Linked DNA regions of Homo sapiens: region 2 is linked to region 1. A link is a loop called in an ENCODE intact Hi-C map of the cell type or tissue named here. Cell type or tissue: gastrocnemius medialis. All regions are shown on one strand. Each heading gives the region's core, and the rest is flanking DNA. Links, peaks and the distances in the headings are about the cores only. Region 1 overlaps JARID2 (jumonji and AT-rich interaction domain containing 2). Region 2 overlaps JARID2 (jumonji and AT-rich interaction domain containing 2).

Region 1 (8,332 bases), core at 221-8,220:
AGCTCCATCCTCATACTTAAAGCTATTCACAGAATTGGTTGAAAGCAACATCATCCATATGTGATTGTCTTGCCTGTGTTTGGGTGGGGCGAGGAATAGGTAGTCTTTGCTTTCTAGGCTATGTCCACTTGAGTAGGGATGGGTCCTTGTTTATCTTTGTATCCCCAATGGTGGCAGAGTATCTGCTGTGGAATAACAATTTGCATGTTTTTGAGTGTGTAAACAAATTCTAAGAGTAGCTAAACCAACTATTAGGAAAAGGAATCTTTTTCTTGTTCTTTTTTTTTTTTGAGGTAGTTGTGGTCTCACTCTGTCACCCAGGCTGGAATGCAATGGTGTCATCATAGGCTAACTACAACCTTGGATTCCTGGGCTCAAGCAGTCATCTCGCCTCAGCCTCCTGAGTATCTGGGACCACAGGCACATGCCACCATGCCTGGCATACATTTTCATATTTTGTAGAGGTTGGGTCTCAGTGTGTTGCCTGGGCTGGTTGCGAACTCCTGGTGGCCTCAATTGATCTTTGCACTTCAGCCTCCCAAAGTGCTGAGATTACAGACCTGAGCCACCGCACTCCACTGAAAAGGAAACATTTCTAAAGGGGTCATCACATTTCAGAGGCAAATACTCCTATTTAGAATTGTTCTGGTCTTTTGCACACTATCATCTTGGAGGGGGTGTATGCACACGTGTGTGTGTCTGAAGTAAAAACCCATTGGATTTGTTTTTTTGAAGTGTTAGGAAAGAACCGAGTACACGTTTTTGGTAGTGATACATACCGTTTTGTCTCCGGCCCTGCGAGAGAGAGAAATGTACACACACGTTTCTACATTCTTTTCCCTGGGTACAGAAACTCCACATCTGACCACAGGGAAGCCAAAATGTACCGTGTAAATTTTACTCCTTGGTACATCTGATTAGTAATAAGGAAGTGTGTATTTCTAGCCTCACAGCAGGCTTGTGAGTCCTCAGACGTCATTATAATATTGCTGAATTGCTAGCAGCCCTCTCTAATTAGTCATGCCAAGAGAAGGCAAAATTCCATCTTCTTGCATGAAGATTCTCTGGTTCTTCCCTTGGTGCCAACTTAGGGTTAACTCCAGCTTTCTGGACTCTTTCAAATATAAAAACATTTAACCTCTGCATCTATGTCCATGATAATAAAATAATGTCTTATAAGGATGCCATTAAATATATCTGACGTTCTTGCTAAGATTTTGTTTTTTCCTTAGGTACAAGATGTACTTTTGCTTCTTTATCTTCCTGGAGTTTAGTTATCAAGACAATTTCTGTGACATTAAAATACCATGTATGACCACTTTATAGAATATTTCAAGTATGTACAATTGACCTCAATGTTAATTCATTTCGTTTACTATATACAAAATGTGGGAAGAAGGAAAACATTTAAACAGAAAACAAGAACCATGCTTGATACTGAGTTATTTTCCTGCTGTTTATATGTGGTTGCCAATTATATGTTGAAATACATGAGGCCTTTTGAGATGTTGCTTCTCTTATATGAAATACTGTTCTGTTGAGTATATAACAGTATAATAGGCCAGGTGCTTTATTGAATTAAGTAAATTGTTTTCTAATATGATTTAAAAAGTGCACTAAGCAAGCATTGGGTCGGGTGTAGTGAGATGTCCATCTGTGAAGGGCTTATTGATAATCTGGTGATGAAATCGCTTTTGTCAGTGCCTACTTACCTGGGGGTTGTGGGACTTGTGGGGCATGCTTTCCAGTCCAAGCCCACTTAAGCTTCTGCTAACTCTTGGGGGAATGAATGGTCTGTAGGGGCTGCTTTGAGTAACTGCACATGATCCAGACCAGTCTTGGGGTACTTTATTATTCTGTCAACTTGGAACTGTGTAGGATGGGATTCTAGCAGTTTCTAAATATATGTTGTTTTCAGAGCCATTCTTTTTCTGGAACATAGTTACAAATTTGTTCAGCCTGTTACTCAGCCCCCAAGAAATATGTTTGCATTCACTGTGACAGCCTGTAGACTATTGGTACCGTGCAGGGCTGTAATCTGCTTGTTGTTCCGGCAAATACCATTGTGTAATGTGGACTGGCACTTGGCCTTTCTGGAGCTTGTAGTTTTTCCCCTTTGTAGGGAGTTGAACTGCCTTTGCCATAATTTCTCTCCTGATTATCATTTCTTATGCCTCCTGCAATTCAGCCTAATTGAACTGTGCTGGGATAAATAGAGCCCTTACAGATCATGTGAATGTGAGATCATCCCATTCCCTAAATGAGGAATCTATGGCTTAGATAGGACTGGGTGCTGTGAGTCTTCCTGATTAATGTTTTGAAATGATTTAGGAACCCAAATGCACGCTGATGTTTTCCATCAGCTGCGATCCGTATGTCTCATAAACGATGCCTTCCTGCTGTTTGGGTTTTGGGAATTGTTTGAGGCCAAGGAGAGGAGGGTATGGCTCCTTCAGCTTTACCCTTCTGAAGGTCATGAGGAATAATTCTGACAAACACCTTGAAGACAGTGACGGCTTGTGCCTTCTGTGTTGCTGTTACCACTGCCTCCACTACTTTTAGTGTAAACAAGCTCTTTACATATTATTCACATTTCTTGGTTCAAGCCTCAGAAGACCAGGATATAATTTTAAATTGCAATTAGTTAATTGAAATTAAGTTTCTAAAGAAAGTGTTGAAGACTCTTATCTTTTTCCCTTTCAATGAAGCAATTTAAGCACTGTAAGAAATTTACAGATGGCAGTTTGGATAATGACCCCATAGATTTTTTTCCAGAGAGGTTCTGTCTCCAGTGTTGTCCCTTTATTCAGGGACATTGAATCAGAGCTGTGAAGCAGTCTGTTTTGTGGTTTCTGTTGAAATCCTCTTAAGCCAAGTCACTAAAGGTATGCCACTGGAAAGGACTCTTATCTCTTGTGAAATAAATCCAGTAGGAAGCCTGTTCTCAGGAATGCCTGGTTAGGTACACAGGCTCACTGTGCTCAGTAGTGCTCCTGCACTTTTGCTAAGCCACTGAGACCCACAGTTCAGCTGGTACCAGTGTGTTACCGGTGGAGGGTGTCCAGGTTCTTGGCGTTTTGAACAAAGAATTGGACAAAACACACAAAGCAATGAAAAAAAAAAAACACAGATTTATTGAAACGAAAGTACACTCTACAGGCCGGGTGTGGTGGCTCCCGTTTGCAATCCCAGCACTTTGGGAGGCTAAGGCGGGTGGATCTCTTGAGGTCAGGGATTCAAGACCAGCTTGGCCAACATGGTGAAACCCTGTCTCTACTAAAAATACAAAATTAGTCAGGCATGGTGGCTCACGCCTATAATCCCAGCTACTCGGTAGGCTGAGGCTGAGGCATCACTTCAACTTAAGAGGCAGAGGTGGCAGTGAGCTGAGATTGCGCCACTGCACCTCAGCCTGGGCAGACTTGGGACTCTGTCATCCTCCAGCTACTCTCACCTTCAAAAACAACAACAACAACAACAACAACAACAACAAGAAAAGTACGCTCCACAGACTGGGAGTGGGCTCGAAGCCAGTGTCTCAGTAGCACTGGTTGCAGAATTTTCTGGGGTTCAAATACCCTCTAGAGGTTTCCCATTGGTTACTTGGTGTATGCCCCATGTGAATGAAGAGGATGAAGTGAAGTTTCCTGCCATAGCTGGAAAGTTTGGAATGTTACAAAGTTATTTACTTGGGCTAGAAGGTTGGCAGTTTTTCCGTTTGATTTAGTTCTAGGAAGTCCTTAGGCTCCTTCCCTCCAGACCCTGTTCTCCTGCTGCAGAAGCACAGGTTTTTGAATAAAGTTAGATGTTTGGTTTGTATCTAAGCTGTTAAAAGCTACTTAAAAGTGTCTGAGCCTCTCTGTTTCCTTGTCTGATAAATGCAACCATTACACCTTATAGCATTGGCTATAACCCAGTATTTCTCACATGTAAGCGTGCATCAGAATCATCTGGAGGACTGGTTAAAACACAGACTGGCTAGGTCCTGCCCTGAGGGTTTTTGATTCAGTTAAGTCTGAGGTGGTGCCTGAGAATTTGCATTTCTAGTATGCTCCCAAGTGATTCTTTTGTTGCTGGTTGAAGAATCACACTTTGATAAGCACCACTCCGAGGGCTCTATGTGATTTAAAGCACGTATTATATTATTACCCTTAAATAATAAGCACCCATTCTATATATAGTTGCTGGGTAAGTGAACAGTGATTATGTCTGTGGTTAAGAATTTTTAGGGCCAGGTAGCCCCATTTCCTTATAGGGACCTTTTCCTTTGTGTGTCCCCAAATGTTTCCTTCCTCAGCTTGTTCATCTGCCTTGTGCAGAGAAAGAAAAGTAATAATGTCTTTCCTTCCCTTGCGGTTTATTTGAAATTATTTATAGTCTAGTTGTTGGCTGCATGCCTCCTCCCCAACCCCCATGTCTCTCTGTGTGTGTGTGTGTGTGTGTGTGTGTGTGTGTGTGTGTGTATAATTTCAGTTTAGGCAGTCGCTTAGGTGGCGTGCATCCTACCTAAGGGCATGTCATCCAAGTGAAAGTCTTTTCCTGATGTAAGCAACTTATTAGAGCAAACAATGTGATTTAATCTTGGATTTCCTTTGTATTAGGCGGTCATATGCTGGCTTTAATTTTATATTCATAAGATGATTCCCAGCTTCCTGTGGGTTGCAATACATGGTGCTTCCCTTGGCCAGGTCGATGCACCCACTACTGCCCACCCACATCAATTGCATCATACAGGACTGGGGATGTTTTTCTCCATTCTTTTGGGGATATGGGGGGAAAATTTGACAGTGCTTTCTCCCTGATAGTTCTTTTCTCTTATAATTAGCATTAATGGATGATACTGTGGCTGACAATAATGCAATATCCATCATACCCCTGTTTTTTAAATTCTTTTAGGCCCTAAGAGTTTTTCCAGTAGCCCTCACTCTCCAGGGTGTGTGTGTGTGTGTGTGTGTGTGTGTGTGTGTGTGTGTGTGTGTGTGTCAGGAGTAGAATAGGGTTGAGAATATGTATGTGCCAGTGTACTTTACTTTCCCTGGTTTCACATGTTTCAGCTTGGCATGAGACAGTTTATACCCAGTGGGGGAATCTGCCCGTAAAACACAGGTACCTCCGTAAGTCTGTCTCCACCCTTCACTGTGTTCCTAACAGTTTTTTTTTTTATTTTTATTTTTTAAACGAAGTTTTGTTGTAGATCAGAGAATGAGAGATGACATTAAATAATACTGTAGCTGTCCCTTGATGCACAGAATTCATGCTTCTGTGATGGACAATTCCATATACTCCTCAATCAGTGACTTATCTTTTAAAATGGAATTTGTTGTATTTTTAGCCTGTGGGGTTGTTTAGGGTGGTGGTATCTTTCAGAGAGTGTTGCACATAGATAGATTACGAGGAGCCAGTTCCCTAGAGGAGCTGATGGGGAGAGAGATTTTCAGAAAATTCTTAGAAGGGCAAATAGGGTCAGCTGTCATCTTTGTTTATTTTAACCACTGTGAAATGTGGAAGAGAATGCATTGGTTTTTCATTGTCATGACAACAGAGGCTCTTCACACCCCTGGGCACAACAGGAAATGAACCCATTCATTTATCCAAGTGTGAGTCTCAGAATCCCATTATGTGAATTCCATGGAGTGTTAATTCAAGTATTTTGATAGAATGTTATTGTGTATTCTCCAGCAGTATTTAATAGTTGCCTAATCCTACTCAAGTCACTAAATACCCTTCTTGATCTGCTGTTTCCTCATCTATCAGAAGGAGATAAGATTTTCATCTATAGGACAGTGTTTCTCAGCTTTCCGTATCTTGGGCCTTAACCTCTGCTGGAAGAGGACTTTGAAGTTTTGCAGTCTATATAACTCATGAAATTTTTGCTTTCTACTTCTCAAGTAGGTTTGGGTTTCCTTCAATAGAAAAATGGTTTGTTACTGCCAAGTGAGAGCCTTAATTCTGGCTAGTTTATTTTTGATTTCTAGAAGCTCTGTTTGGTTCTTTTCAAATGTTAGGTTACACTCAAATGTTAGTTTCAATGTTTGTTCAGTGGTAGTTTCAGTGTTCACTGTTTCAGGTGTTAGTTTCCTGTTTTTCAAACTTGGCTTTTATTTGTTTTAACATAGTCTGATGATTCAAATTACTGACTGACATTTTCCCAGTTGGACATCTGCTGGGTTTTCCTCATGGTGCTTTATTTCCCCTGAATGTGAAAAGTTGTTTGAGGGGGAATTCATTGAGGCCTGAGATGAAAAAACTCTTCTTACAGAGGGTTCATGTATGTTTTTGCTACATACCTTAGGGTATCATCAGTCCAACATTATTTAAACTAAATTCAGGGCTTGAGAGATGATTTTTATATTCCAAATCCTCGTGAGGGCCGCTTAAGTTTTACAACTTCTCAGGAAAGATATCCAGCCTTTGGGAATCCTAGCTGAATGTAAGAAAGTTGTCTCCTGTTAGAGCCCCATTTTAGGGCTTGGAGGGTGGTAGGATGCCACCTTCCTCCCAGTGCCAGTGCTAGGGAAATCAAGTTCAGGTTTGTTTGTGTCAGAAGCACAAAAGTGGGGTCATTTCTCCTTGGGTAGGTCTGGGTTCTAGCTTTTGTTCTTAGAATTTCCATCAGTAATTTCTTGTTTGTTTATTACCTCATTGATGGCTTTAATGACTTGCTTGAATATCTTGGCCTGCTGTATTCCTGGAAATGACTCATGATGCCATGCTTTGCTACATTTTATTTTTTTAATTTTAAATAAATACATTTTACTAATTTGAAATCGAGTAGATTAATAGTATAAGCTGTTTGGCACATTGGAGTTTCAGTGCCTTGAGGATGAATTCCAAATTTTTTTTTTTTTTAAACTTTGAACTTCAGGAGTACAGAGCAAACCAATCCCAAAGCTAGCAGAAAACACAGAAAAGCTTTGCTGCATTTTATGGTTTCTATTGAAATGGGGAAGGTTTTCTTGTCCCCCTCTCAGGGCGTGCGATGGAGGAGTGGCTCACTTCTTCAGTGCCCCGCTGCTCATACCTCTAGGGGAGCATACAGACGGGCAGGTTGTAGGGCTGCAACCCCACAGCAGTCTCTAGGGGTGAATGTTTACAGCTGAAGTCCCAGTGTGCATGTGTTACAGGGTGCTCCTTTAGTTTGCTGTCTATAGGCGGCTTGTGTTAGCTCAATTAGACTCCCTTCCTTGAGGACAGAGGGATTTCTGTAACCCATGATCCTACCCTTGGTGTATCAGAAGAATCGGATCACACGTGGGCTTGGAGAATGATCGCAAGGTTTTATTGCATAGAAGTACCTCTCAGCAGATGGGAGAGCCAGAAGGGAGATGGTTTTCCCCTGGAGGCGGGCTGCACGCTGGTCGATGGCTTACTGGCCTGCCAGTGCTCTTCTGCGGCCGTGCTCTCCACAACCAGCCGCTTGTGTCGTCTTCCGCTGATGTGTTCCTCAGGACGTCCAGCAGCTTGTGTCTATGTCTTGCTAGGGTCTTGGGTTTTTATAGGTTTTCATAGGCCCAGGATGGGGGCGTGGCAGATCAGGGTGGTCTTGGAAAATGCAACATTTGGGCAAGAAGGCAGAAGTGCCTTCCTCACTTAGGTCTTGGGAGTAGAGCCCTAGCCAGGGGCCACGCCCTTCCTCTACCCAGCTTTTCCCTCCCCACCTTCCCTATCATTTAAAGGGACCATGCTCTTCTATTCCCAGCACTCCTGTATCACTTGTTGCCTACCACCTGCGATGCCCTGTTTGAGAAGCATGATTAGAAAAATCCCAGCAATCTTTTCTGTTTCTAGTGGTGTGGACTCCTGCTTGGAAGGCTTTTCTTGTGATTTTTTTTTTCCCCCATAATGTTTATATTCTGTGTTTTCCTATTCAGTTATAATGAGTTCAGTTCAGGGGAGAATGAGGTTCAAGTGGACTGTGCTTCCCTGAGAGAGCAATTGAGTGCTCTCCTGGTCACATAGGTCTTGCACTTCTGGAGCTCTAAATGGAACCCTCCCAGCATATCCAGGTCCTTCTTAGAGCCCGACTGCAGGCCACCCTGTCCTTCAGCCGTGTGATTTTACGGTTTTACTGTTCAGCTTCAGCATAGATTCTACCTGGAAGCACAGGGGTGTGTGGTCATCTTTTCTTCCTGGAAAGGTCCCTTTTGGTGAATGATTGAGTTCCCAAGCCAATTTCTGTCCCAGAGGGAGGTTGTTTCAGGGACTGGTTGGGAATGGCAGTCTCCACTGACTCCATGGTGTAGTCTAGGTCATACTTTATGTTGTGAGGCTGTGACTGGATTATGTCGCACTTCATGAAACCTAAGGCTTCCTGTTCAGACCTGAAAGGCAG
Region 2 (8,332 bases), core at 281-8,280, 74 kb before region 1:
CTACTTAGCTGGGTTAGGCCACATGACTGGTGAAATTCAGCTGGTAATGTAGTTTGGAAACCATAGAATACCTACCCCTACAAGCAAGAATTGTGTGGTTGATAAATGCTGTAAAGAATGTTAAAGGAGTTCCTTAGACTGGGGTATAGGTTGGTCAGAGAAGGCTTTGAAGAAGGTGATATTTGAGAACTGAATATTAGAAAAGCCGGGGAGGTGAATTTCAGGTGGGGAGCAAGCACAAAAAACTTGATTAGGCTGCGGATTGCTGACCATGATAAGAGTTCAAGAAAGAAATAATTGAAAGTCCAGAAGAATGTTCATTGAGAGCACTATATGAACCCTCCCTCCCATTGTGTGGATTTGGTCACTGACTGGATGTCATGCAAAGGGTAGGAGGAGAGAAAACCTTACACATTCCCATTCTGCCCTGTGTGAGGTCTCAAAAGTAGTTAGTATAAGTTATAAAGGAATTATCTGCCTGTACTTTGTATTGATAAGCTACTTTTTAATTTAATTTAATTTAAGTGATACTTTGTTAGAAATTGTCAATGAACTTGATAACATCAAAAAATGCAAGCTGATATTTTGGATCACTAAGGCTGCAATATATGCAGAAATCTTAAAATTTTTACTCAAAGTGATTATGATTTTGTTTTGCCTATTAGGTGATTTTATATCTAATGTTAATACATTCTAGAACTTTCATATGGGGATAAAATACTAATAATACTAATAATTATTCACACACAGTATTTCAAAAGTAATTTTAAGTACAATTTGATTTTAGGTTAGTTGATTTATTTTTGCTTATGTAAAAAATCACATAAGATTCACTGTTGTAACCATTGTAAAGAGTACAGTTCATAGACTTTTAGTCCTTAGTGCATTCCTTCCTTCCTTCCTCTTGCTTTTTTTTTTTTGAGACAGTGTCTCACTAGGTCACCCAGGCTGAAGTGCAGTGCTGTGATCCCGGCTCACTGCAACCTCTGCCTCCTAGGCTGAAACGATTCTCGTGCCTCGGTCTCCAGAGGAGGTGGGACCACAGGTGCGTGCCACCACGCCTGGCTAATTTCTGTATTTTTAGTAGAGACGGGTTTTGCCATGTTGGCCAGGCTGGTCTCAAACTCCTGACTTCATGTGATCTGCCCACCTTGACTTCCCCAAGTGCTGGGATTACAGGCGTGAGCCAGTGTGCCCGGCCACTTAGTACATTTCTGGAACTTTTTCATCACTCTCAAAGAGAAACCCGATATCCATTAGCAGTAGTCCCCCCTCCTTTCCCAGCAACCTCTGGCAGCCAGCAATGTATTTTCTGTCTTTGTGGGTTGGCCTATTCTGGAGACTTCGTAGCAATGGAATCCTGCAATATGTGGCCTCTCTGCCTCCCTGTTTCCCTAGCTATGTTTTCAAGGTTCATCCACGCTGCCCCATGAAATCTTTTTTACGGCTGAATATCCTATTGTAAGTATATGCCATATTTCGTTCATTTATTCATCATTTGATGGACAGTTGGGTTGTTTATACTTTTTGGATATTATGTATAATGCTGCTGTGAACATTTGTGTTCACGTTTTACATGAGTGCCCAGGAATAGAATTGAATAATTCTATGTTTAACTTTTTGAGGAACCCACACTTGGCCTAAGTAGCTTTCCCACAATTGCTGTATGAGGTTTCCCGTTTCTTCATCTTCACCAACGTCTGCTGTTTTTCTTTTTGTTTTTATTATAGTCATTCTAGTGGATTTGTCTTAAGTTCACGTCTATGGAATCTTTAACAAGTACATATATTTTAACTTCCTATTTGTCACGTAGTACATTGTGTTTCATATGTAAGGGAGAGCATTTTTTTTTTAGGCAAATTCATAAATATAAGCTTGAAGTGGGAAGAAATGTATTATAGTTTTATTAATGTGCACATTTTCCTAATGTAAATACAGGAACAAAGTAGAGACAAGCGACTGAGTTGTTTTCATTATCTCATATTTTGGATTCTTGTTATTTATGTTAAAAAGTTTGTTTTTGGGCTGGGCGCAGTGGCTTATGCCTGTAATCCCAGTGTTCTGGGAGGCCGAGGCAGGCGGATCACTTGAGGTCAGGAGTTCAAGACCAGCCTGGCCAACATGGTGAAACCCCATCTCTATTAAAAATACAACATTACCTGGTCTTGGTGGCACGTGCCTGTAGTCCCAGCTACTTAGGAGGCTGAGTCAGGAGTATCACTTGAGCCCGGGAGGCAGAGGTTGCAGTGAGCTGAGAGTGCACCACTGCACTCCAGCCTGGACAACAGATTGAGACTGTCTCAAAAACAAACAAAAAACAACAACAAAAAACTTTGTTCGTTTCACAGTTACTTGGCTATGTGTTCTAAGTACCTTTTGCTCAGTGCAGAGTGAAAGACCATCTCTAGGGAACGAAGCCTTACTGGCAAGACTAGGGGCTGCTGCAGCCAGATGTCCTTCATGGCCTAGGAAAGTCATGCGTTTTTTCATTGAGTATGTAAAGTCTTCATGAAGTACGCTGAATAAGTGCAGCCATAAGCATACATCACATGGGATTTTGCAGTAATGAAGTTAACAATTTTTACAACAGTGCAACTTTGGATCAAATAAAATACAGTACAATTTACACGGGCTTGGTTTCTGAGGCAAATGTGCCCTTATTTTTATGCTCTGAATTCATTCTTAGTCTTTAATCACAGGTTCATTATGGATGTGATTTAAACATTACATGTCAGTGAACATAAATTATAACTTCAAACTGATACTCAAAATGGGTCTAGTGTGGGTCTAGATGGACAACTGTCTTACATGTTCATTTAAGAGGTATTTGGAGACTGAAGCTGTTTGTAAAAGGGAAAAGTCTCTCTAAGCAAATGTTATTTATTGATTTTTTTTTTAATTCGCCAAGTTGAAAGACCCTTGGTCGAGAAATTCTGTATCAAATTTAGGGGAGATAATCAAAATATAGAAAAATAAGAAATCTTTTCTCAAATCTTTAAACTGTAGATGGTGGGATTTTAAAGAAACTCTTCTGTTTCTCCTGCAGAAAGTGAGCTGTTTCCGGATGCTATGTTGTGTCTTTTAGGACGACACTGGCATGCTGTATATCCTTGCAGCAGCCCTCTGCAGACCCACGGACACCCCCTTCTCTTGTTTAAACATCTTCCAGATGTGTTTCTTTGTATCACACTGACAAGCAATTCCACCGTCTTCTGAGTTTACTGTTGTCCATGTAATTTTGTTTATGATGTTTTTGTGCTGGTGGTTTTTATTGTGCTCTGCATTCTGACTCAGGAAGCCCATCTCCTTTTTCTATTTACGGTAATTACTAGAGAGCATTTTATTTTGGCCTCTGGGGCGTGTCTGCTGTGTTTCTTTGTGTGGGCATGTATGTTAAAATTGGAAAGTGTTTTCTTTGAGGTCAGGGCTTTTGTAAGGTGTTCTAAGAAGTTTGTCAAACCCCAACTAGCTTTAAAAAATTTTTTGTTTGTGTAATATAACCTGTTTACTATTTCTGCTTATAAGCGTTTCTATCATCAACTTTAATGTTAGTAGGAAGAAAAACTTTCTCATCTTCATATATTGACTTTAATTAGTGATTAGTTTCTGGTGATGAGATATATTGAATCAAAGATGGTCTGGTTTTTCCAATATCTCCTTTCTGCTATTATTAAATAAATGAAGAATCACAACAGAGTTTCCCGATACTGGTACTAACACACTGTTTTTGTGTTGTTGGTGGATTAGGACTGAATTACCTCTGACTCAGAGATTCAGGGTTAATGAGATTTTCATCATTGAGTTGGGGCAACCGAAGCTTTGAATGGATGATAGCAGATTGATTCTGTTTCTTGAAGCCAGTAGGTGCTCGTTTTATGTTTCAGTGAATGAAAACTTGTGTCCACTGTAACCTTTTTGCTTTTTCTGAGAATAGTGAATTCTCATTTTCAGAGAATTACTGTCAAGAAAAACATGTATCAAGCCATTCCGTGTGCTCTGTTTAAACAGTTACCTGGTTTCCTTAGTTACAAAGGTTTCCCTTCTTTCTCTCTACAGTTAGTTACTAAGCTTTTAACGCGTACCAGTCTTGATGTTAAGGAGTTGTCAGAATATAGATTTTTTCATGCCAGGAGGCTGATTTGGGAGATGGCGGGACTGAATTCTAGAGCAGCCATTCTGAGTTTATAAGATCTCTGGCACAGGCCATACCCCAACCAGTTAAGTCAATGTGAGGGTGAGGAAGTCATTAAGTGGTTTCCAGGGCGGCCATGCCTGACCACTAGTATTCTAGGAGAGTGCTCCCAGTGAGTGCTGCAGAAGCTTGAACACAAACCACCAGCAGTGGTGATAAGAAGACTTGTTAGAAAGGTAGGAATGTAGCTTTCTAGGAAATGCAGTGAAGAATGTTTTAGGGAGAATCTTTGCTTCAGGAGCTCAAGGATTATGGAAGAAGAAATTCAAACCACAGTGTGTAGGTATAGCAGCATGGTGTGACTCGCAGGTTGGTAAATAAAAACTTTTCTGAGTGGGAATGATTTTCTGCAGTCTCCCTGCAAGTCGTAGGGTTTACTCCTTTGGATGTTGCGCTGCTGTATACTTTACTGTCCCAACAGCTTTTCTGACGGTATGTCCTGCCCCTGATGTGGCATCCAGAGGTTGCTCTTCTGGATTCTTCCTGGATTCATTGACTGGAGAGAAAGTTCATTTCACTGCCACACACATATTTTTGATTTGCGGCCGCCTGAAACCTGAATAGTCTTGGTGTTGCTCAGAGAGTATCTCATGACTATATTTTTAGCTACCCGCGTGGGCAGGCCCTAGGCAGTGTCACTTCACTCACTCGGCCCCTCATTTTTCTTATTTGCATTGAAAGCCTAAGTATAAATAAGGCTATCTGTGGGTAGCGGTGGGGGGTGTGTGTTAGAGAGAGGTGGGTAGGGTTGATTATAACCTCAGCGGGTATTAGAATTTCCCCACCAGCAGTGACAGATGGATTTCTTTTTCCTTTTTTTTTTTTATTTGAGATGGAGTCTCCCAGGCTGGATTGCAGTGGCACAATCTCTGCCTCCTGGGTTCGAGCAATTCTCCTGTCTCGGCGTCCTGAGTAGCTGGGACCACAGGCACCCGCCACCATGCCTTGCTAATTTTTGTGTTCTTAGTAGAGATGGCATTTCACTGTCCTGGTCAGGTTGGTCTTGAACCCCTGACCTCAGGTGATCTATCTTCCTCGGCCTTCCAAAGTTTTGGGATTACAGGCGTGAGCCACCACGTCTGGCCGACTGATGAATTTCTAAGTCCTCCACTGTTACATTAGCAAAACCAAAACCTCATCTCTTATGAGTTAGGGCTTGTGATGTCAAATGTAGATTTTCAGAGAATGGCTCTTGAGTAATTTCTCTTTCTATCCAAGACTCTTCTGTGTTAGTCATTCTTTATATTTTATTTATTTCTATTTTATTCCTTTATAATATTTAATTAATTAATTTTTTTTGAGACTGAGTCTCACTGTGTAGCCCAGGCTGAAGTGCAGTGGCATGATCTCAGTTCACGGCAATGCCTCCTGGGTCCTGGTTCAAGCAGTTTTCTTGCCTCAGCCTCCCAAATAGCTGGAATTACAGGCATGTGCCACCATGCCCAGCTAATTTTTGTATTTTTTGTAGAGACGGAGTTTCACCGTGTTGGCCTGGCTGGTCTTCAACTCCTGACCTCGTGATCTGCCCGCCTCGGCCTCCGAAAGTCCTGGGATTACAGGAGTGAGCCACTGTGCCCGGCCTATTTATCTTATTTTTATGAGACAGGGTCACACTCAGTTGCCCAAACTGGAGTATAGTGGCTCAATCATAGCTCACTGTAACCTCAGAATGCCTGTGTTCAAGCGATCTTCTCACCTCAGCCTCTTGAGTAGCTTGGACCACAGGAGTGTGCCGTCATGCCTAATTTTAAGTTTTTAACTAATTTTAAATTTTTGTTGTTGTAGAGATGAGGGTCTCTTGCTATATTGGCCAGGGCTGTCTTGGACTCCTGGGCTCAAGCAATCCTCCTACCTTAGCCTCCCAGTGTGTGAGAATTACAGACATGAGCCACTGCGCCCAACCTAGTCTTTCTTTTTTAAAGCATTGTTTTCCCAAAGGCTCTGAAAACCTTGTTAGCCAAAAAAAGGCACAGCAAGGTCCGCCAACCTTGACTTGACTTCACTCCTGACTTTTAAATCAATACATAAAGGCTTTTGTTTATTTTTTGTTATTTTGCTCTTCAGTAAATTAGGGCACCTAAATTTATATTCTGAGTTTCGATTAAAACCACCCAACTACATTCATGTCTCTGGACTGAACTTTGGTATTTTCTCTAAGGTCTGTAACAGGTAACAGCACATTGAAAAATTCAGTGGAGGTGACTCCATTTACTGAGTTGAAAACCTTTGGATGTATTCGACTCCCTTTTTTCACACACGCCACATCTAGTCTGTCAGCCTTCTCTTGGCCCAGTGTTGTAAATGTTCCAGAATTTAACCAGTTGTCAGTCTTTGGCACCACCCTGGTCCTCATCTCTTGTACAGGTAACTGCCTCAGCCTCCCTTGTTTTTCCACACCACTGTCCCCCATGATTTACCCTCAACACTGCAGTCAGTGCTCAAAGTCTGCTACTTCTTTGCTCCGAAGTCTCCAGTGGTTTCCCATTTAGAGCAAATTTCTTATCTCCCCCACTTCCTCCTCTGTCCTTTCACACACATCACCGAAGTGTAAATGGTAAATTTCTACATACATCCACTTTGCTTATAACACACCTTTTGTTTCTTGTATGATTGCAAACTGTAAGGATAGGAAGAATCGTAACTTTGCTTCTTGATAGCCATATTTGCTTTCCCTAGCAGCTTTAACTTAAAATGAAGTTGTATGTATGCCATACCACCTTTTTTTTTGGCGGGAGGGTGGGGTCAGTCCTCATGGCTTTGGGTAAGTGTGAATTTCTTCATTAAACCCCCAACTGCCACATTATTCCAGCGTCATAGAGCTAAACAACTGCAAGAAACCTCATTCTGCATAAAGGAAGAAATGTTGGAACTGGCTGGGATGCACGGACCAAAGAAGAGGTTCAGTTTTGTTTAGGTAGCTGAAACAATGGTGATTGTTGTAAAGTATTGTTAGAGGTAGAGTTAAATCTTGTCTTTGGATTGGGAGCCCCCTTTTTTTTTTTTTTTTTTTTTCCCTGAGATGGAGTCTTGATCTCCCAGGCTGGAGTGCAGTGGTGTGATCTCAGCTCACTGCAAACTCTGCCTTCTGGGTTCAAGTGATTCTCATGTCTTAGCCTCCAGAGTAGGTGGGACTACACATGTACCAGCATGCCCCACTAGTTTTTGTATTTTTAGTGGGTTCCGCCATGTTGGTCAGGCTGGTCTTGAACTCTTGACCTCAGGTGATCTGCGCCCCCCCCGCCTCCCAAAGTGCTGGAATTACAGACATGAGCTGCCCCACCAGGCCTGGAAGAGGAGTCATTTAATTTGTCGAAAATATATCAGTTTAAGTGTTATTGAGGTCTTCTCTCAGGGTTACATAGGATCATGCATTCTTTGCAATACAGAACGAACAGCCAGCCTTAGGTCAGTAAGTGAAACAGACATAGCTGGTAAATTAAGACTACTTGTTTATTTCTAGGTGCCAACACATTGGTATGAAAAAGAATTGAGAATGGACTTTTTATTCTTGTCTCTTGAGAAAGGCAACTCTATTTACCGTAGCATTACTGTTGAAGTCATGATCAGTATGCAGTTAGTAAACACTGGCATTTGTTTGGACACGGGGTCTGACGATGAGAGCTTTTGCCCCTATGAGATGCTCATACCTTATCAATTAGGGGTGTTGGTAGTTGTGTAGAAATTAAAGCCTGTAAGGGAAGTTAGGCTGATGATAGGTCTTTATGGGCTCTGCAAGGAAATTTGGAGTTTTCTTCTGAGATTCTGGGGAGCCATGGAAAGGCTTCAGTAGGGGAAGTGGTGACATGGATGGTGTCAAATTGCAGCGTGGCTGTGTTTGTAGAGAAAGAACGTGGGGTAGATGGTTGGAATTGGGATTAGTTGGTGGTAGAGACATTTTAGGAGATTTCTTGTCTTTGGAAAGAGATGAGATTTCTGGTTTAAATAGGTATCCAAGGAATTGAGAGACAGACAGGATTACCTGGATTTTGAAAGCAAATGTCAACAATGAGAAAAAAAGTGCCAAGTCCAGTTTCGGTTTCTAGACCAGAGTAGCCAGGAAGGTGGTGTGGAGAGGGTTGTGGTGGGGAGGGAGGAGATTGTCAAGAAGATGATTTAGTAGTTATCAGTATTTAGATTATG

Evidence for each region. Hi-C counts contacts between places; a loop is a spot of excess contacts. Peaks named below come from ENCODE experiments on the same cell type or tissue, not always from the same donor. Only the 100,000 strongest peaks of a DNase experiment are listed, where the experiment ranks them.
Region 2: a loop joins it to region 1, with 2.5 times the contacts of the local background. A loop is called at or near these places in 6 of 110 quality-filtered maps.

What each region holds. Positions count from the first base shown.
Region 1 is chr6:15,428,989-15,437,320 of GRCh38, forward strand. All of the region lies in intron 3 of JARID2 (jumonji and AT-rich interaction domain containing 2), which reads left to right. Among named protein-coding and RNA genes, the nearest start is that of DTNBP1-AS1, 110 kb to the right of the region's middle. RefSeq lists a silencer at 3,958-4,007. In gastrocnemius medialis, for the core only: no CTCF peak of the experiment used is centred there; a DNase peak (open chromatin) is centred at 3,263; H3K4me3 peaks cover 480 bases; H3K27ac peaks cover 4,694 bases.
Region 2 is chr6:15,354,710-15,363,041 of GRCh38, forward strand. The region is part of intron 1 of JARID2 (jumonji and AT-rich interaction domain containing 2); the gene reads left to right. Among named protein-coding and RNA genes, the nearest start is that of JARID2-AS1, 110 kb to the left of the region's middle. In gastrocnemius medialis, for the core only: no CTCF peak of the experiment used is centred there; DNase peaks (open chromatin) are centred at 1,109, 1,235, 2,142 and 4,812; H3K27ac peaks cover 4,539 bases.